Linked DNA regions of Homo sapiens: region 2 is linked to region 1. A link is an interaction called in ENCODE POLR2A ChIA-PET data of the cell type or tissue named here. Cell type or tissue: K562. All regions are shown on one strand. Links, peaks and the distances in the headings refer to the core of each region. The heading gives the core; the rest is flanking DNA.

Region 1 (2,500 bases), core at 1-2,500:
ATCATCCCAGCACTCTGGGAGGTTGAGGCGGGTGGATCACCTAAGGTCAGGAGTTCGAGACCAGCCTGACCAACATGGAGAAACCCCATCTCTACTAAAAACACAAAATTAGCCAGGTGTGGTGGCGCATGCCTTAATCCCAGCTACTCGGGAGGCTGAGGCAGGAGAATCGCTTGAACCTGGGAGGCAGAAGTTGTGGTGAGCCGAGATCACGCCATTGCACTCCAGCCTGGGCAACAGAGTGAAACTCCATCTCAAAAAACAACGACAACAACAACAACACAACAACAAACGCAGCAATTCCATTCCTAGGTGTACACCCAAAAAAATTGAAAACAGGTATTCAAACAAATATTTGTACACAAATGTTCACTGAAGCATTATTCACAATAGCCAAAAGAAGGAAACAACCCAAATCATCAACAGATACCGGATAAACAAAATATGATATCCATACAATGGAATATTATTTAGCCATAAAAAGGAATAAAGTACTGATACATGCTATAATGTTGGTTAAACTTGAAAATATGATGATGTCCCGGTGTGGTAGCTCACACCTATAATCCCAGCACTTTGGGAGGCCGAGGCAGTTGGATCACCTGAGGTCAGCTCAGGACCAGCTGGGCCAACATGGTGAAACCCTGTCTCTATACTAAAGGTACAAAAATTAGCTGGGCGTGGTGGTACACACTAGTAATCCCAGCTACTTGGGAAGCTGAGGCAGGAGAATCTCTTGAACCTGGGAGGCGGAGGTTGAGATTGCGCCATTGCACTCCAGCCTGGGCAATAAGAGTAAAACTCTGTCTCAAAAAAAAAAAAAAAAAGAAAAGAAAATATTATGCTAAGTGAAAGAAGCCAGATACATAAAAAGGTCACATATCATATGATTCCATTTATATGAAATATCCAGAATAGGTAAATCCACAGAGACAGGGTGCAGATTAGTGGCTATTGTTAGCAGTCGGAGGAGAAGGGAATGGGGACTAACTGCTTAATAGGTATAGGGCCTCCTTTGGGGGTGATAAGAATGTTCTGCAACTAGAGAGTAGTGATGGTTGCACACCACTGTAAATGTTCTGCCAACGAATGGTACACTTTAAAATGGTGAATTTTATGATATATGAATTTCACCTCTTTTAAGTTCCAAATAAGGCATCAGTGTAGCGGAGGTCCTCTAATCTGTCTGGTTGGCAAAGCACCTAGTAGTTTACAGTACAGAAGAAGCTTTAAAAATGCTTTTAATTTGTATAAAGTGCAAAGAAAAAGAATATTGAGAAGCACATGAAAGAATATAAAATGGCTAGAGCCTAAAAAATAAGCTAATATACACGCATAGGGACACATCTGCATATTTGAGCATACAGAGACATGTAAATACTCAGGAGAGAAATTTGCTTTTCCTCATAACTTATTTTGTGTTTCTCCAAAACCTGAAGAGTAGATAACAGCTGACAGTTACCCCCCTCTGAGTGTGACAAGAGGTCACGCACAGGGAGGGCCTCTAGCTGCCATTTCCTGTTGCTTCCCTGGTCAAACAACGCAGGCGGCTAAGTCACTTTAGGAAACGCTCAACAGGGCTCCCATTGTTCCAACCTCAAAATTCCGAGATACAACGGGCCCCATTAATACAGACAGCTTACAGGCTGGGGGATGGTCCCTTAGTGTGCAGTCCACTTTTTATTGGGACACTGAATTTTCAAAAACACTGACTTGCACAAATAGTGTTAATTATTTTTTTTAAATGGTACAGAAATAAAATTCAAAAGATACTAAACTGGGAGTCAGGACACCTGAGTCTTACCCTCAGCTCTCTGATGCGACTTTAAGCAAAGTCGCTTGCTCTTTCTGGACCTCAGTTTCCTTGTTTGTAAAAACAGAAATGATTTCTAAGATCACTCAGAATTGTAAAATTCTATGAACACTTATGAAGTCTATTGAGCTTGCGTCACTGTTCACTCCAATGAGTGGGGATAAGTTGTAAGCAGAAAAATATCATTACTTCACATCTTTTCGTTCACTATCAACACTTAAAAACAAACAGCCTTAATAAAAATCAAGTCCACTTTGTTTTCTCTCTTAAACAGACAAATCATAACGAACAGAGTCCAGTGAGTCCCTCTGTCGCAACAAGTTCAGGATCACTCAAGCAGGTAACCGCACACAACGCACAATGATGAAGAGCATAAACACAAGCCATAAGTATATTTTTATGTCGCTTTTTCTTAGGTTATTGATGCATTTCCAGAATCTCTTCATTTCTTTGCAATAACTGAAAACCCCAGAAGAAAGACACCATTTACATTAAGAATGTGATCAATGTTACAAGCTTCTGCACCATGTCATTTTTTTGTTTTTTCAACCTCAAAACTTGCCAGAGCAAGAATTTTGTCTCCAGAGCCTAAGAAAAAAGACACATAATAAACAAAAAGATTATTTCAAGTGCAGTTGCAATTCCTGGTAAAGTGGGAAAAAATCTATCATATAGATATTAAAACAG
Region 2 (16,282 bases), core at 11,526-14,025, 1.1 Mb after region 1:
CCAAGGCAGGTGGATCTCTTGAGCCCACGTGTTCCAGACCAGCCTGGGCAACAGGAAAACCTGTTGAAAACAGGAAGACCAGCCTGGGAAAACCCTGTCGCTACAAAAATTACAAAAATTAGCCAGGTATGGTGGTGTACACCTGTAGTTTCAGCTACCTGGGAGGCTGAAGTGGGAGGATAACCTGAGCCCGGAAAGGTCAAAGCTACAGTGAGCTGTGATCACACCGCTGCACTCCAGCCTGGGTGACAGAGGGAGACCCTGTCTCAGAAAAATAAATAAATAAAATAAAATGACCAATCTGCTTTAAAAAAAATCGTTATTTTATTTTTATTTATTTATTTATTTTGAGACGGAGTCTCGCTCTGTCGCCAGGCTGGAGTGCAGTGCAACCTCCAACTCTCTGCAACCTCCGACTCCCTGGTTCAAGCTATTCTCATGCCTCAGCCTCCCAAGTAGCTGGGATTACAGGCACACGCCACCATGCCCAGCTAATTTTTGTATTTTTAGTAGAGACGGGGTTTCACCATGTTGGCCAGGCTGGTCTCAATCTACTGACCTCGTGATGCGCCCGCCTTGGCCTCCCAAAGTGCTGGGATTACAGGCGTGAGCCACGGCACCCTGCCAGATAGGAAATATTTTAGGCTTTGCAGACCACAAAGACACTGCTACAGTCTTAGATAATATGCAAATGAGTGGGTGGGGCTGTTCCAAAACCTTTATGGACATTGAAATGTGAACTCTATGTCATTTTCTTTTTCTTTTTTTTTCTGAAACAGACTCTACTCTGTTGCCCAGGCTGGAGTGCAGTGGTGCAATCTTGGCTCACTGCAACCTCCACCTCCCGGATTCAAGCGATTCTTGTATCTCAGCCTCCTGAGTAGCTGGGATTATAGGTGCACACCACCATGCCCGGCTAATTTTTTGTATTTTTAATAGAGACGGGTTTCACCATGTTGGCCAAGCTGGTCTTGAATTCCTGGCTTCAAGTGATCCTACCACCTTGGCCTCCCAAAGTTCTGGGATTACAAGTGTGAGCCACCATGCCAGGCCTCCATGTCATTTTAATGTGTCACAAAATATGATTCTTCTTTTGATTTTTTACCCCAGTCATTTAAAAATTAGCTTGCTGACTGTACAGAAACTGCCATGCCCCAGATTTGGCCTATGGGCTATAGTTTGCTGAGTCCTATTCTAGGGCTACAACCCAGAGAAATTTTGTTTTTTTTTTTTCTGAGACAGCATCTTGCTCTGTCGCCCAGGCTGAAATACAGTGACACTGTCAAAGCTCACTGAAGCCTTAACTTTCTGGGTTTAAGTAAAGCTCCTACCTCAGCCTCCAAGGTAGCTGGGACTGCAGGCTCACAATGCTACACCTGGCTAATTTTTGTTTTGTTTTGTTTTGTTTCTTTAAAACAGAGTCTTGCTCTGTCACTCAGGCTGGAGTGCAGTGGCACAATCTCAGCTCACTGCAACCTCCACCTCCCCAGTTCAAGCGATTCTCCTGCCTCAGCCTCCCAAGTAGCTGGGATTACAGGTGTGTGCCACCATGCCCAGCTAATTTTTGTATTTTCAGTAGAGTTGGGGTTTCACCATGTTGGCCAGGCTGGTCTCGAACTGCTGGCCTCAGGTGATCCACCTGTCTCAGCCTCCCAATGTGCTAGAATTATAAGCATGAGCCACCACGCCCAGCCAATTTTTGTATTTTTAGTAGAGATTAGGTTTTGCTATGTTGCCCAGGCTGGCCTCCAACTCCTGAGGCCAAGCAGTCATCCCACCTTGGCCTCCCAAAGTGCTGGGATTACAAGTGTGAGCCACCATGCCTAGCCAACAAATTCTTTTTTTTTTGAGTCGGAGTCTCGCTCTGTCAGGCTCCCACCACCATGCCTGGCTAATTTTTTGCATTTTTAGTAGAGACAGGGTTTCATCACCTTGGCCAGGCTGATCTCGAACTCCTGACCTCAGGTGATCCGCCCTCCTCAGCCTCCCAGAGTGCTGGGATTACAGGGTTGAGCCACCATGCCCAGCCAACACATTCTTAAAATACAACAAGCAAAGCCAGTGATCTTGGGCAGAATGAGGGTTAGAGAGAGATAATCATGCATCCTTGCTTTCCAGAGACAGATAGTTGACCCCAAGTTGTCCCAGTAATTAATAGCCTCTCTGTCACTCTCAAAAATCCCAGATTGAATTTGCTCCCCGGCCCCAGTTAAACCATCATTCTATTTATATAAATTAAACACATACGTTCCCTAGAGTATCCCCAACCTCTAGAGCACTGGTCAGTAATTTTCTTTTTTCTGTAAAGGGCCAGACAGTCAGTATTTTCAGCTTTGTGCCATACAATCTCTGCTGTAACTACTCAATTCTGCCAATGTGGCGTGAAAGCAACCAGAGATGTACATAAAAAATGAGCGTGGGCCCAGTGCGGTGGCTCACATCTGTAATCCTAGCACTTTGGGAGGCCAAGGCAGGTGGATCATCTGAGGTCAGGAGTTTGAGACCAGCCTGGCCAACATGGAGAAACCCCGTCTCTACTAAAAATACAAAAATTAGCCAGGCGTGGTGGCGCACACCTGTAATCCCAGCTACTCAGGAGGCTGAGGAAGGAGAATCGCTTGAACCCAGCAGGCGGAGGTTGCAGTGAGCTGAGATCACACCACTGCACTCCAGCCTGGGCAACAGAGCAAGACTCCATCTCAAAAAAAAACAAACAAAAAAATGAGTGTGGCTGTGCACCAGTAAAACTTAGACATGGATACTGATACTTGAATTTCATATAATTTTCAGGTGTCACAAAACTGTATTCTTTTGATTTTTTTTTCAGCCATTTAAAGATGTAAAAACTGGCCGGGTGCATTGGCTCTCGCTTGTAATCCCAACACCTTGGAAGGCCGAGGCAGGCGGATCACTTGAGGTCAGGAGTTCAAGACCAGCCTGGCAAACATGGTGAAACTCCGTCTCTACTAAAAATACAAAAAAAAAATTAGCTGGGCGTGGTGGCAGGCACCTGTAGTCCCAGCTACTGGGGAGGCTGAGGCAGGAGAATCACTTGAACCCAGGAGGCGAAGGTTGCAGTAAGCTGAGATGGCACCATTGCACTCCAGCCTGGGCAACAGGGCAAGACTCCATCTCGAAAAAGAAATATATATATATATATATATATATATATATATATATATATATACCATTTTTGGCTTGCAGGTTGTATAAAAGCTGGCAATCGGCTGTGGTTTGTTGCTCCCTGATCTAGGGTAACACCTGGCAGGCACCATGGTAGGTGCTGAATAAATGTCTGGTTATTGCTAAGTACACCCACAGAACAACTGTGCATGCTTTATACAGACACATGCAGATTCAAAGACAGATGAACACCCTAGTGAGGGCCTAGGAGGGGGAGGGGAGAGGGACTAGGGGTTGGGAGTAACTGGAGAAAATAATGAAATAGGTCAGGCGCAGTGGCACATGCCTAGAATCCCAGCACTTTGGGAGGCCAAGGCAGGAGGATTGCTTGAGCCCAGGAGTTAGAGACCAGCCTGAGCAACATGGTGAAACTCTGTCTCTACAAAAAATACAAAAATTAGCCAGGCATGGTGGTGCGTGCCTGCGATCCCAGCTACTTGGGAGGCTGAGGTGGGAGAATCACCTGAACCCAGGAGGTGGAGTTTGCAGTGAGCCGAGATAGCGCCACTGCACTCCAACTTGGGTGACAGAGAAACTCTGTCTCAAAAACAAAAAGAAAATAATGAAATAAAATAAGCCAGGCTTTGCCCAGGCTGAGGAGGGTGGTGGGCCATGAACTGATGAGGGCAATAAACTCCACTCTGCTCCTAAGGCCCAGAAAGGAAAATGAAAGTGAGATCTCCAGGGACAGAAAACCTAAATTTTAAATTCTTTTTTCATTTTTTTTAAGGCAGGGTCTCGAACTGTCATCCAGGCTGGAGGTGGCACCATCATGGCTCACTGCAGCCTTGACCTCCTGGGCTCAAGCAATCCTCCTGCTTCAGCCTCCTGAGTTGCTTGGATCACAGGCAGATGCCACGACGCCCAGCTAATTTTTAAATTTTTTGTAGAGATGGAGGTCTTACTATGTTGCCCAGACTGGTCTAGAACTCCTGGGCTCAAGCGATCCTCCTGCCTTGGCCTCCCAAAGTACTGGTATTACAGGCGTGAGGCATCACACCCAGCCTAGATTTGAAATTCGGACACTGCTGTCACTATCTGGTGATCTTGGGTAAGTTGAACCTCTAGAAGGTTCTTTGTAAAATAGGACTAAATATGGTACCTACTTCATAGGCCCGTTAGGGATTAAAGGAATCTATACAGATAATGTGTTCAGAACAGTGTCTGGCATTTAGTAACTGGTGTTACAATGTTGTGGTTGTTTTCTATAAAGAACAGAGAGCAAATTGTCCCCCAGGTTCCAAATAAGGAGATGGATTAGAGGTGATTAGGAGCGTGGGCTCTAGAACCAAGGACCTCAGCTTTGCCACAGACTGGCTATGTGACTCTGGCCAAGTTACTTGGCCTTTCTGTGCCTCAGTTTCCTCAGAGAAGGTCAATAGTAGTAGTACTTGGTAAATAGAGTTGAGGTAAGAATTAAATTTGCCAACTCTGAGCCTGGTATATAAATGCTCAAATAAATTATTATGTTATCACTTTGGTCGCACAATTTCTGCCCAAGGGGAAATAATAAAAGGAGTCAAAACAACAATCTCCTGTGAAATATTCCAACAGGTCCAAGGAGTTGGGCTATGGATTTTGGACAAAGAGAAGAGAGCCTCTAATGTGAAAGGAAGACCCCAGTGTGCCAGGCACGGTGGCTCACGCCTGTAATCTCAACATTCTGGGAGGCTGATGCAGATGCATTACCTGAGGCCAGGAGTTTGAGACCTGCCTGGCCAACATGGTGAAACCCTGACTCTACTACAAACACAAAAATTAGCCAGGCGTGGTGGTGGGCAGCTGCAGTGCAGCTACTCAGGAGGCTGAGGCAGGAGAATCACTTGAACCCGGGAGGCAGAGGTTGCAGTGAGCCAAGATTGTGCCACTGCACTCCAGCCTGGGTGACAGAGCAAGACTACATCTCAAAAAAAAAAAAAAGAATGAATAAATAAATACAATAATAATAAAAATATTGAAGGTAAAATTGGGGAAATTTCACAGAAAGTAGAATTTTTAAAATTGTAACAACAAAAGAAAAAAGATTTTCAAAAATGATGCATCATTGTAGGAAAGTCAATAGCTAACAGGAATTTCAGAAAGAGAGAACCAAGGAATCATTGGGGAAAAAGCTGTCAAAGAAATAATACAACAAACTTTCCCAGAATTGAAGGACAAAAATCTCTATAACAAAAAGATCACCATATGCCCAGAACAATGAATGAAAAAAGATACTCAGGAAGACCAAGTCATCATCTTGAATTTCATTCTTTTTTTTTTTTTTTTTTGAGACAGAGTTTCACTCTTGTTGTTGCCCAGGCTGGAGTGCAATGGTGCAATCTCAGCTCACTGCAACCTCCACCTCCTGGGTTCATGCAATTCTCCTGCCTCAGCCTCCCAAGTAGCTGGGATTACAGGTATGTGCCACCACACCTGGCTAATTTTGTATTTTTAGTAAAGATGGGGTTTCACCATGTTGGTCAGGCTGGTCTCGAACTCCTGACCTCAGGTGATCCACCCACCTTAGCCTCCCAAAGTGCTGGTATTACAGGTGTGAGCCATCATGCCCAGCCCTTTTTTTTTTCTTTTTAAGACTAGTCAAGTGCAGTAGTGAGAAAAGGGGAAAGAATTGAACTGATCAACTGAGATAACTGACTACCTTCAGATCAGCCCATCTTGAATTTCAGAAAATGGATGATACGGTAAGATCATGAAAGAGTCCAGAGAGAAAATGAAGATTACGTGAATGACCAAGAATGCAATGGATTTCTTAACAGCAATAAGAGAAGCTAGGCGCCAGCAGAAAAATATCTTCTAAGTGTTGAGTATGAATGACCTTCAACCTAAAATTCTGTACGCAACCGGACTACCAATGACATGTAAATGGAATAAGACCATTTTCAGACATGTAAGGAAGTCTCCAGGATGACAACTGATACAATTTCCAGCAAGCAATCCAGGAAAGGAGGCATGAAGACTCCAAGAAATAAAAAAATAAAAATTACAAACTATCTGGCTGGGCACAGTGGCTCTCACCTGTAATCTCAGCACCTTGGGAGGCCAAGGTGAGTGGATCACTTGAGGTTAGGAGTTCAAGACCAGCCTGACCAACAGGGTGAAACCCCGTCTCTACTAAAAAAATACAAAATTAGTCAGGTGTGGTGGTGCACACCTGTAATCCCAGCTACTTGGGAGGCTGAGGCAGGAGAATCACTTGAACCTGGGAAGCGGAGGTTGCAATGAGCCAAGATCACGCCACTGCACTCCAGCTTGGGCAACAGAGCAAGACTCTGTCCCCCCCCAAAAAAATCACAAACTAGCTGACAGATTTGACTATGAAGAAAACCTTATTCAAGACATTTACACAACTTTTGGAGGGCATAAAATGATTATTTAGATGTTCAAAGAGAACAAAGCAAATGAAAAAGCAAGGCAATTATTAACTCCAGGAAAAAGTAAAGTTGCACAAGAAAAGATAAAACTTGTCTCAGTCATGAACACAATTTATGTAGTCATAATAGTGAAAACATTGAATATGTATTTAACCAAAAATGGTGATATTAGGTATCAGTATATTAAGAGGATGGAGGAAATGATAATGAAGTGTGAGCTAAAAAACCCTCATTAGACATAATAGGAAATCAGTAGATACTTTCTAAATTGAATAAATGAAAATTTTGCAGGATAAGGCCAGGCATGGTGTCTCATGCCTGTAACCCCAACACTTTGGGAGGCCAAGGTTGAGCCCAGGAGTTTGAGACCAGCCTGAGAAACATGGCAAAACCCCATCTCTAGCAAAAATACAAAAATTAGCCAGGCATGGTAGCACATGTCTGTATTCCCAGCTACTGGGGAGGCTGAGGTGGGAGGATGGCTTGAGCCCGGGAGGCAGAGGTTGCAGTGAGCTGAGATCGAGACACTGCACTCTAGCCTGGGTGACAGAGCAAGACCCTGTCTCAAAAAAATTTTTTTTAATTGCAGGATAGATTTATTATTTTAAAAGATGTAGGTATATCCATAAGAAACAACTAAAAGAATGGTTACTTCTGATAAGGGATATGGAAGGGGCTGGGGAGAACAAGAGACTGCAGTTTTTTTGTTATTTGTATTTATGTACTAACTGGCTTTTTACAAAAAATGGTTTTAAAAACCCAAGATCTAGAACAAATAAGGGAGGCATACCTTAATTTTGGCAGCTAAGATGCTTAAATTAAAAGGAAAGTAAGCCAGGCGCAGTGGCTCACGCCTGCAATCCCAGCACTTTGGGAGGTCGAGGAGGTTGGATCATGAGGTCAGGAGATCGAGACCATCCTGGCTAACATGGTGAAACCCCGTCTCTACTAAAAATACAAAAAAATTAGCCAGGCGTGGTGGTGGGTGCCTGTAGTCCCAGCTACTCAGGAGGCTGAAGCAGGAGAATGGCGTGAACCTGGGAGGCGGAGCTTGCAGTGAACCGAGATTGTGCCACTGCACTCCAGCCTGGGCGACAGAGTGAGACTCCGTCTCAAAAAAAAAAAAAAAAAGAAAGTAAATCGTGATAAAATAAAAATATCTTACCTTAGTATTAGTTTACCTTTCAAAAGTACTTGTGGGCCGGGTGCTGTGGCTCATGCTTATAATCCCAGCACTTTGGGAGGCTGAGGTGGTCAGATCGCTTGAGCTCATGAGTTCAGCACCAGGCTGGGAAACATGGTGAAACCCCATCTCTACTGAAAATACAAAAAAAAAAAGAGCTGGGTGTGGTGGTGTGTGCCTGCAGTTCCAGCTACTAGGGAGGCTGAAGTAAGAGGATGGCTTGAGTCCATGAGGCAGAGGTGATAGTGAGCCAAGATTGGGCCACTGCACTCCAGCCTGACCAACAGAGCCAGACCTTGTCTCAAAGAACAAACAAGGCCGGCGCAGTGGCTCATGCCTGTAATCCCAGCACTTTGGGAGGCTGAGGTGGGTGGGTCACCTGAGGTCAGGAGTTCGAAACCAGCCTGACCAACATGGTGAAACCCCGTCTCTACTAAAAATACAAAAATTAGCTGGGTGTGGTGGCACATGCCTATAATCCCAGCTACTTGGGAAGCTGAGGCAGGATAATTGCTTGAACCTGGGAGGCCGAGGTTGCAGTGAGCTGAGATCACGCCATTGCACTCCAGCCTAGGCGACAAGAGCGAAACTCCGTCTCAAAAAAATAAACAAACAAACAAAAAAATGCTTCTGACAACAACCTAATGCCCTGATTCTGATTTCTAAATCGTTTTTCCCACTATAAGAAACCAGAGATTGGCAGGGCACGATGGCTCACGCCTGTAATCCCAGCACTTTGGGAGGCCGAGGTGGGCAGATCATGTGATCAGGAATTTGAGACCAGCCTGGCCAACATGGTGAAACCCTGTCTCTACTAAAAATACAAAAATTAGCCGGGTGTGGTGTCATGTACCTGTAATCCCAGCTACTCAGGAGGCTGAGGCAGGAGAATCACTTGAACCTGGGAGGTGGAGGTTGCAGTGAGCTGAGATCACACCATTGCACTCCAGCCTGGGTGACAGAGCGAGACTTCGTTTCAAACAAAACAAAACAAAACAAAACAAAACAAAACAAAACAAAACAAAAAACCATAGATCCTTTGAGGAATGGCTGATTCCAGGGATACAGCAGGGAAAATATAAGACAAGCCCGGTACATCTTGGTGGTCCAGAAGGCAAGAATGTGCTCAAAGGCTAATAGAGACACATCCAATGGACTTAGAGTCAGTTTAAAGGGTTTCCACAGAGCCTGAGTAAAATAATGTGATCATTAGAAACATTAATGACTATAACCTATTTTGAAACACTAAATAAATAAAAATGCAAGAGTTCATAGTGATTATTATTATTATTATTAGTTTTGAGACAGGGTCTCACTCTGTCTCCTAGGCTGGAGTGCAGTGGCATGATCTTGGCTCACTGCAACCTTCGCCTCCCGGCTCAACTGATTCTCCCACCTCAGCCTCCCAAGTAGCTGGGACTACAGGTGTGCACCACCACATCTGGCTAGTTTTTAAATTTTCTGTAGAGATGGGGTCTCCCTATGTTGTACAGGCTGGTCTTGAACTCCTGGGCTCTAGCAATCTACCTGCCTCAGCTTCCAAAGTGCTAGGATTATAGGCCTAAGCCACTGCACCCAGCCGTGACTATTTTTAAACAAGAAAAAAATACAATTAATTTGTCACTATTGGAGGTGATTATTGTGTCAGTCTATCCTGAAAATTGATAAAGGATTAAGCAGTTAGGAGGAACTGTGGTTCATCTCCAGGTGATGAAGGAAAATTCTTTACAAAAGAATATAGACGTACCGGAGAAGAGTTGACTCATGCCAGTAATCCCAGCACATTGGGAGGCCGAGACGGGAGGATCGCTTAGGGCCAAGAACATGAGACCAATCTGGGCAACGTAGGAAGACCCCATCTCTACAAAAAATTTTAAAAATAAAAAAAATTAGCCAGACATGGTGGTGCACTTGTAGCCCCAGCTACTCTGGAAGATGAGGCAGGAGGATCGCTTCAGCCCAGGAGGCCAAGGCTGTGGTAAGCCATGATTGCACCACTGCACTCCAAGGTGAGCGACAGAGTGAGACCCTATCCCTAAAAAAATAAAAATAAAAACAGACTGGGCGTGATGGCTCACCCCTGTAATCCCAGCACTTTGAGAGGCCAAGGCGGGTAGATCACGAGGTCAGGAGTTTGAGACCAGCCTGGCCAAGATGGTGAAACCCCATCTCTACTAAAAATACAAAAATTAGCTGGGTGCAGTGGCAGGTGCCTGTAGTCCCAGCTACTTGGGAGGCTGAGGCAGGAGAATCACTTGAACCTGGGAGGCAGAGGTTGCAGTGAGCCAAGATCGTGCCACTGCACTCTAGCCTGGGCAACAGAGCAAGACCCCGTCTCAAAAATAAATAAGTAAATAAATAAAATAAAAAATAAAAGCAAATAAAACTTTCCATTTTGTAACCCCCAATAAAATAACAGAGTAAGGCAAGGATCATCAGTGGATGCTAAACCATTAGGTGAAAGGATGTAGTGAAATGGGATGTTTGCCCTGTGCCAATGTATCATCTAGAGATTACTGGAATTTTGCAAAGGGGGGAAATACATCTTTTCCGTGGAGAGATCTAGTGGTCACAGTCTTTTTTTTTTTTTTTTTTTTGAGACGGAGTCTCGTTCTGTCGCCCAGGCTGGAGTGCAGTGACGTGATCTCGGCTCACTGCAAGCTCCACCTCCCGGGTTCACGCCATTCTCCTGCCTCAGCCTCCCGAGTAGCTGGGATTACAGGCGCCCACCACCACACCTGGCTAATTTTTTGTATTTTTAGTAGAGACAGGGTTTCACCGTGTTAACCAGGATGGTCTCGATCTCCTGACCTCATGATCCACCCACCTCGGCCTCCCAAAGTGCTGGGATTACAGGCGTGAGCCACCGCACCCGGCCAGTGGTCACAGTCTTAATTGAGAGATCAAATTTAGCATCACTAAAAGTGAAACAGCCAGACATTATGTGGCTCTTGATAAGGAGCATTGGGATATTCAAGGCTTTGCCCAAGAAGTGTTGTGGCCATTGTGTTTAACCTGGATGTGATCGTGTCTTTAGATCTAACTTCCAGTATGCAGGAAAAATAGGGAATAGAGGAGTGTGCTGAGTAATACAACAGGGAAGCAACCAGATGAATTCAGAAGGTGCGACATTCTACAAACTACCTGACCAGAGCTCTTCCAAAAGTCAGTATCTTGTATAGGGAGATTATTCTAGATTTTAAAAAGATTAATGGACATACTAAGCAAATGTAATGCATGAAGCTTAATTGGATCCTATTTTAAGAAAATACAGGCTGGGCGCAGGGACTCACACCTGTAATCCCAGCACTTTTGGAGGCCGAGGCGGGCAGATCACTTGACCCCAGGAGTTTGAGACCAGCCTGGGCAACATGGTGAAACCTCATCTCTATAAAAAATACAAAAAAAATATCCTGGTGTGGTGGGATGCACCTGTAGCCCCAGCTATCCAGGAGACTGAGGTGGGAGGATCATCTGAGTCCCGGAGGTCGAGGCTGCAGTGAGCCAGGATTGTGTCACTGCACTCCAGCCTTGGTGACAGAGTGAGACCTGTTTCAAAAAAAAAAAAAAAAAGAAAAGGAAAGAAAGAAAGAAAAGAAAAAGAAAACAGCTATAAAAGACATTTGAGGGGAACAATTGTAGAAATTTGAATGTGGACCAGGTATTAGATGATAGCAGGAAATAATTATTCATTTTCTCTTATGATTATCATTGTGGTTATGAAGGACAATATTCTTGTTCTTAGGAGAAGCAGGATGAAGAATTTAGGAGTGAAATGCTGTGATGTCTGCAATTTACTTTCTTTTTGGTGGGTAATTGGGGGAGATGGGGTCTCACTCTGTTGCCCAGGCTGGAGTGCAATAGTGCAGTCTTGGCTCACTACAACCTCTACCTCTTGGCACCACAGCCTCCTGAGTAGCTGGAACTACAGGTGCATGCCACCACACCTGGCTAATTTTTGTAGAGACAGGTCTCGTTATGTTGTCCAGGCTGGTCTCCAACTGCAATCCGCCCACCTCGGCCTCTCAAAGTGCTGGGATTACAGGCATGAGCCACAGCGCCCTGCAAATGTACTTTCTTTTCTTTCTTTTTTTTTTTTTTGAAACGGAGTCTCACTCTGTCACCCAGACTGGAGTGCAATGGCACGATCTCGGCCCACTGCAACCTCTAACTTGCGGGTTCAAGTGATTCTCCTGCCTCAGCTCCCGAGTAGCTGGGATTACAGTCGCCTACCACTGCACGTGCCCAGCTAATTTTTGTATTTTTAGTAGAGACGGGGTTTCACTGTGTTAGCCAGGATGGTCTCGATCTCCTGACCCTGTGATCTGCCTGCCTCGGCCTCTCAAAGTGCTGGGATTACAGGTGTGAGCCACTGCGCCCGGCCAAACACTTATAATCTGAATCAAATCATGAGGAAACATCAGGCAACCCCAAATTGAGGGACATTCCAAAAACAAAGCAAGCCTGAACTCTTCAAAAGTGCCAATGGCATGAAAGACAAAGAAAGGCTGAGAAAGTGTTCTAGATTGAAGGAGTTGAAAGAGCCACAATGATGGAATACAATGTTCCTGGATTGGATCCTAGATCAGAGAGAAAAATTACTCAAAGGCACTTTGGGAGGCCGAGGCGGGCTGATCACAAGGTCAGGAGATGAAGACCATCCTGGCTAACACGATGAAACCCTGTCTCTACTAAAAATAAAACAAAAAAATTAGCCGGGCGTGGTGGCAGGCGCCTGTAGTCCCAGCTACTCAGGAGGCTGAGGCAGGAGATTGGCGTGAACCCGAGAGGCGGAGCTTGCAGTGAGCCAAGATCGCGCCACTGCCCTCCAGCCTGGGCGACAGAGCGAGACTCCATCTCAAAAAAAAAAAGAAAAATTATTCAAAGGACATGTTTTGTTTTTGTTTCTTTCTTTTTTTTTTTTTTCTTGAGACAGGGTCTCACTCTTGTCACCCAGGCTGGAGTGCAGTGATGTGATCACTGCTCACTGCAGCCTCGACCTCCCCAGGCTCAGGTGATTCTCCCACCTCAACCACCCAAGGAGCTGGGACTACAGGTGTGAACCACCATGCCCGGCTTATTTTTTTTTTTTTTTTTTTGTAGAGATGGGGTTTCACCATGTTGCCCAGGCTAGGCCTCTAACTCCTGGGCTCAAGGGATCTGCCCACCCACCTCAGCCTTCTAAAGTGCTGGGATTACAGGTGTGAGCCACCACAGCAACCTGTTTTTGTTTCTTTTTCTGCGGGGGCGGGAAGGGCCAAATTTTAAAATGGTTGTATATTAGAAAAGAGTGTTACATTAATGTTAAAATCCCGAATTTGATAACAGTATTGTGATTGTGTAAGAGAATGTCTTTGTCCTTAGGAAAGACAAACTTTTTAGAGGCAAAGGGGCACGCAGTCTGTCATTAATCTCAATGGATAAGTAAGAACATATATGTTATTAATTAATTTTTTTTTTGAGATGGAGTCTCGTTTTGTTGCCCCGGCTGGAGTGCAGTGGCGTCATCTCAGCTCATTGCAACCTTTGCCTCCTGGGTTCAAGTGATTCTCCCACTTCAGCCTCCCAAGTAGCTGGGAATACAGGCATGAGCCACCATGCCCAGATAATTTTTGTATTTTTAGTAGAGATGGGGTTTCACCATGTTGGCCAGGCTGATCTTGAACTCCTAGACCTGAGGTGATTTGCCCACCTTGGTCTCCCAAAGTGCGGGATTACAGGCGTGAGCCACTGCGCCCAGCCATGTTATTAATTTACATGTCTAGAGAGAGTGAGTGATAGACCAAATGTGACATAATGTAATCAGTTGATGAATCTGGATGAAGGGAACACAGCAGTGCTTTGCACTATTCTTGGAACTCTATCATAAATTTTAAATTATTTCAATGTAAAAAATTTGTTTTTAAAATCTAAATTAGACCTAGACTATTTGGGAAGGCAGCTTCTAATTTTGGCAGGAGCTAAAAACATGGAGATGAAGAGGAAATTAATCTTGATACAATAAAGATTTTTATTACTTTATTACTTTATTACTTGCTTTGTCGCCCAGGCTGGAGTGCAACAGCTTGGCTCACTGCAACCTCTGCCACCTGGGCTCAAGTGATCCTCCCACCACAGCCTCTCCAGTACCTGTAACCACAGGTGTACATCTCCAGGTCCGGCTAAATTTTGCATTTTTTGTAGAGATGGGGTTTCACCATGTTGCCCAGGCTGGTCTCGAACTCCTGGGCTCAAGTGATCTGTCTGCCTCGGCTTCCCAAAGTGCTGGGATTACAGGTGTGAGCTACTGTGCCTAGCCTAAAGCTACTTTTTTTTTTTTGAGATGGAGTTTCGCTCTTGTTGCCCAGGCTGGGGTACAATGTCTCAGTCTTGGTTCACTGCAACCTCCGCCTCCTGGTTTCAAGTGATTCTCCTGCTTCAGCCTCCCAAGTAGCTGAGATTAGAGGCATGCGCCACCACGCCCGGCTAATTTTGTATTTTTAGTAGAGACAGGGTTTCTCCATGTTGGTCAGGCTGAACCCGACCTCACATGATCCGCCCGCCTCGGCCTCCCAAAGTGCTGGGATTACAGGTGTGAGCCACCACTCCCGGCCCTAAAGTTACTTTTATTTAAATATCTTTATTGGCTGGGTGGTGGTATGTGCCTGTAATTCTAGCATGTGGGAATGCCAAGGTGAAAGGATCACTTGAGGCAAGGAATTCATAACCAGCCTAGGCAACATAATGAGACCCTGTCTTTACAAAAAAGTTTTTTTAATTAGCCAGATGTGGTGGTGCACACCTACATAAATAAATAAATAAATAAATAAATAAATAAATAAATAGGGCCGGGCACAGTGGCTCACGCCTGTAATCCCAGCACTTTGGGAGGCGGAGGCGGGCAGATCACGAGCTCAGGAGACTGAGACACGGTGAAACCCCGTCTCTACTAAAAATACAAAAAATTAGCCGGGCGTGGTGGCGGGCACCTGTAGTCCCAGCTACTTGGGAGGCTGAGGCAGGAGAATGGCGTGAACCCGGGAGGTGGAGCTTGCAGTGAGCCGAGATTGGGCCACTGCACTCCAGCCTGGGTGACAGAGCAAGACTCCGTCTCAAAAAATAAATAAATAAATAAATAAATCTATGTATCATTATTGCCCTAGTATTTCTTTCAGTTTTGTCTTTTTTTTTTTTTTCTTTTGAGACAGAGTTTCACTCTTGTTGCCCAGGCTGGAGTGCAATGGTGTGATCTTGGCTCACTGCAACCTCTGCCTCCCGGGTTCAAGCGATTCTCCTGTCTCAGCCTCTGGAGTAGCTGCGATTGCAGGTGCCTGCCACAATGCCCTGCTAATTTTTTGTATTTTTAGTAGAGACGGGGTTTCACAATGTTGGCCTTGAACTCCTGACCTCTGGTGATCCACCCACCTCGGCCTCCCAAAGTGCTGGGATTACAGGCGTGAGCCACCGCGCCCAGGCTTCTTTCAGTTTTCAGGAATGTTGTGGAGCTGTGTCCTGTTTGCCTCATGGAGCTGATGAGCTGGGAGAATTCAAGGGGGTTGATGGAAGGGGAGAAGGTAAGTCCCCAAGTGACCCAGTTGAAAACCAGGGCCTGGGCCAGGCACAGTGGCTCATGCCTGTAATCCCAGTACTTTGGGAGGCTGAGGCGGGAGGATTGCTTGAGGTCAGGAGTTGGAGACTAGCCTGGCCAACATGGTGAAACCTCGTCTCTACGAAAAATACAAAAATTAGCCAGGTGGGGTGGTACACGCCTGCAGTCCTAGCTACTTGGGAGGCTGAGGCAGGAAAATAGCTTGAACCCGGGAGGCAGAGGTTGCAGTGAGCTAAGATTGTGCCACTGCACTCCAGCCTGGGCGACAGAGCAAGACTCTGTCTTGAAAAAAAAAAATGTTGTGTTTCAAACAACTTTTGACAATCAGTGCTGTAAAGCTGAATCCCAGAGACAACTGAGATAGGAGCAGGAAGATCTGTGGTCCAGTCTCCCTCTGGCCTTATAATTATCTTCCTGAGTTACTTACCTTCTTTGAGACAGTGTTTGCTTGTCCTCCCAACTAGCCTGAAAACTTCTTAGGAGAAGGGCCAGCCTTTGGGGTCATGTTCCTGTGTGACCTGTCTCTAGGAACTTCTGCATACCCAGCTCTGCCCACTTGGAGCTAGTGTCCAGGACTCCACAGCACTACCCGCACTAAATACCTCGGTCTCAGTCTTGTGACAGAAAGTGGCCAGTGTGGTGGACATAGTGCAGAGGTTTAGGGTCTGACCAACCTGGGACAGCAATTTATGGGCTAGGTGACATCCTTGAGCAACTGTATGACCTCAGGCCTGTCATATGGTCTCTGAGCCTCAGGTTTTTCTTCTGTAAAATGGGAGTGATAAAACCGACTTCTCTGCTGGGTATGGTGGCTCACGCCTGTAATCCCAGCACTTTGGGAGGCTGAGGCAGATGGATCGCTTGAGCTCAGGAGTTGGAGGCCAGCTTGGGTAACATGTCAAGACCCTGTCTCTACAAAAAATATAAAAAATTGGCTGAGTGTGGTGGTGTGCACCT

Evidence for each region. ChIA-PET counts read pairs that join two places held together with the same protein. Peaks named below come from ENCODE experiments on the same cell type or tissue, not always from the same donor. Only the 100,000 strongest peaks of a DNase experiment are listed, where the experiment ranks them.
Region 2: POLR2A ChIA-PET joins it to region 1 with 5 read pairs; 2 of 35 experiments call an interaction of 5 or more read pairs at or near these places.

The regions. Positions count from the first base shown.
Region 1 is chr1:9,928,057-9,930,556 of GRCh38, forward strand. It overlaps LZIC (leucine zipper and CTNNBIP1 domain containing), which reads right to left. Exons shown (of 8, transcript NM_032368.5): 8 at 1-2,401. The coding sequence ends at 2,343. Among named protein-coding and RNA genes, the nearest start is that of LZIC, 14 kb to the right of the region's middle. RefSeq lists an enhancer at 1-267. In K562, for the core only: no CTCF peak of the experiment used is centred there; DNase peaks (open chromatin) are centred at 1,065 and 1,475; H3K4me3 peaks cover 279 bases.
Region 2 is chr1:10,994,112-11,010,393 of GRCh38, forward strand. No RefSeq gene overlaps it. Among named protein-coding and RNA genes, the nearest start is that of TARDBP, 10 kb to the right of the region's middle. In K562, for the core only: no CTCF peak of the experiment used is centred there; no DNase peak of the experiment used is centred there.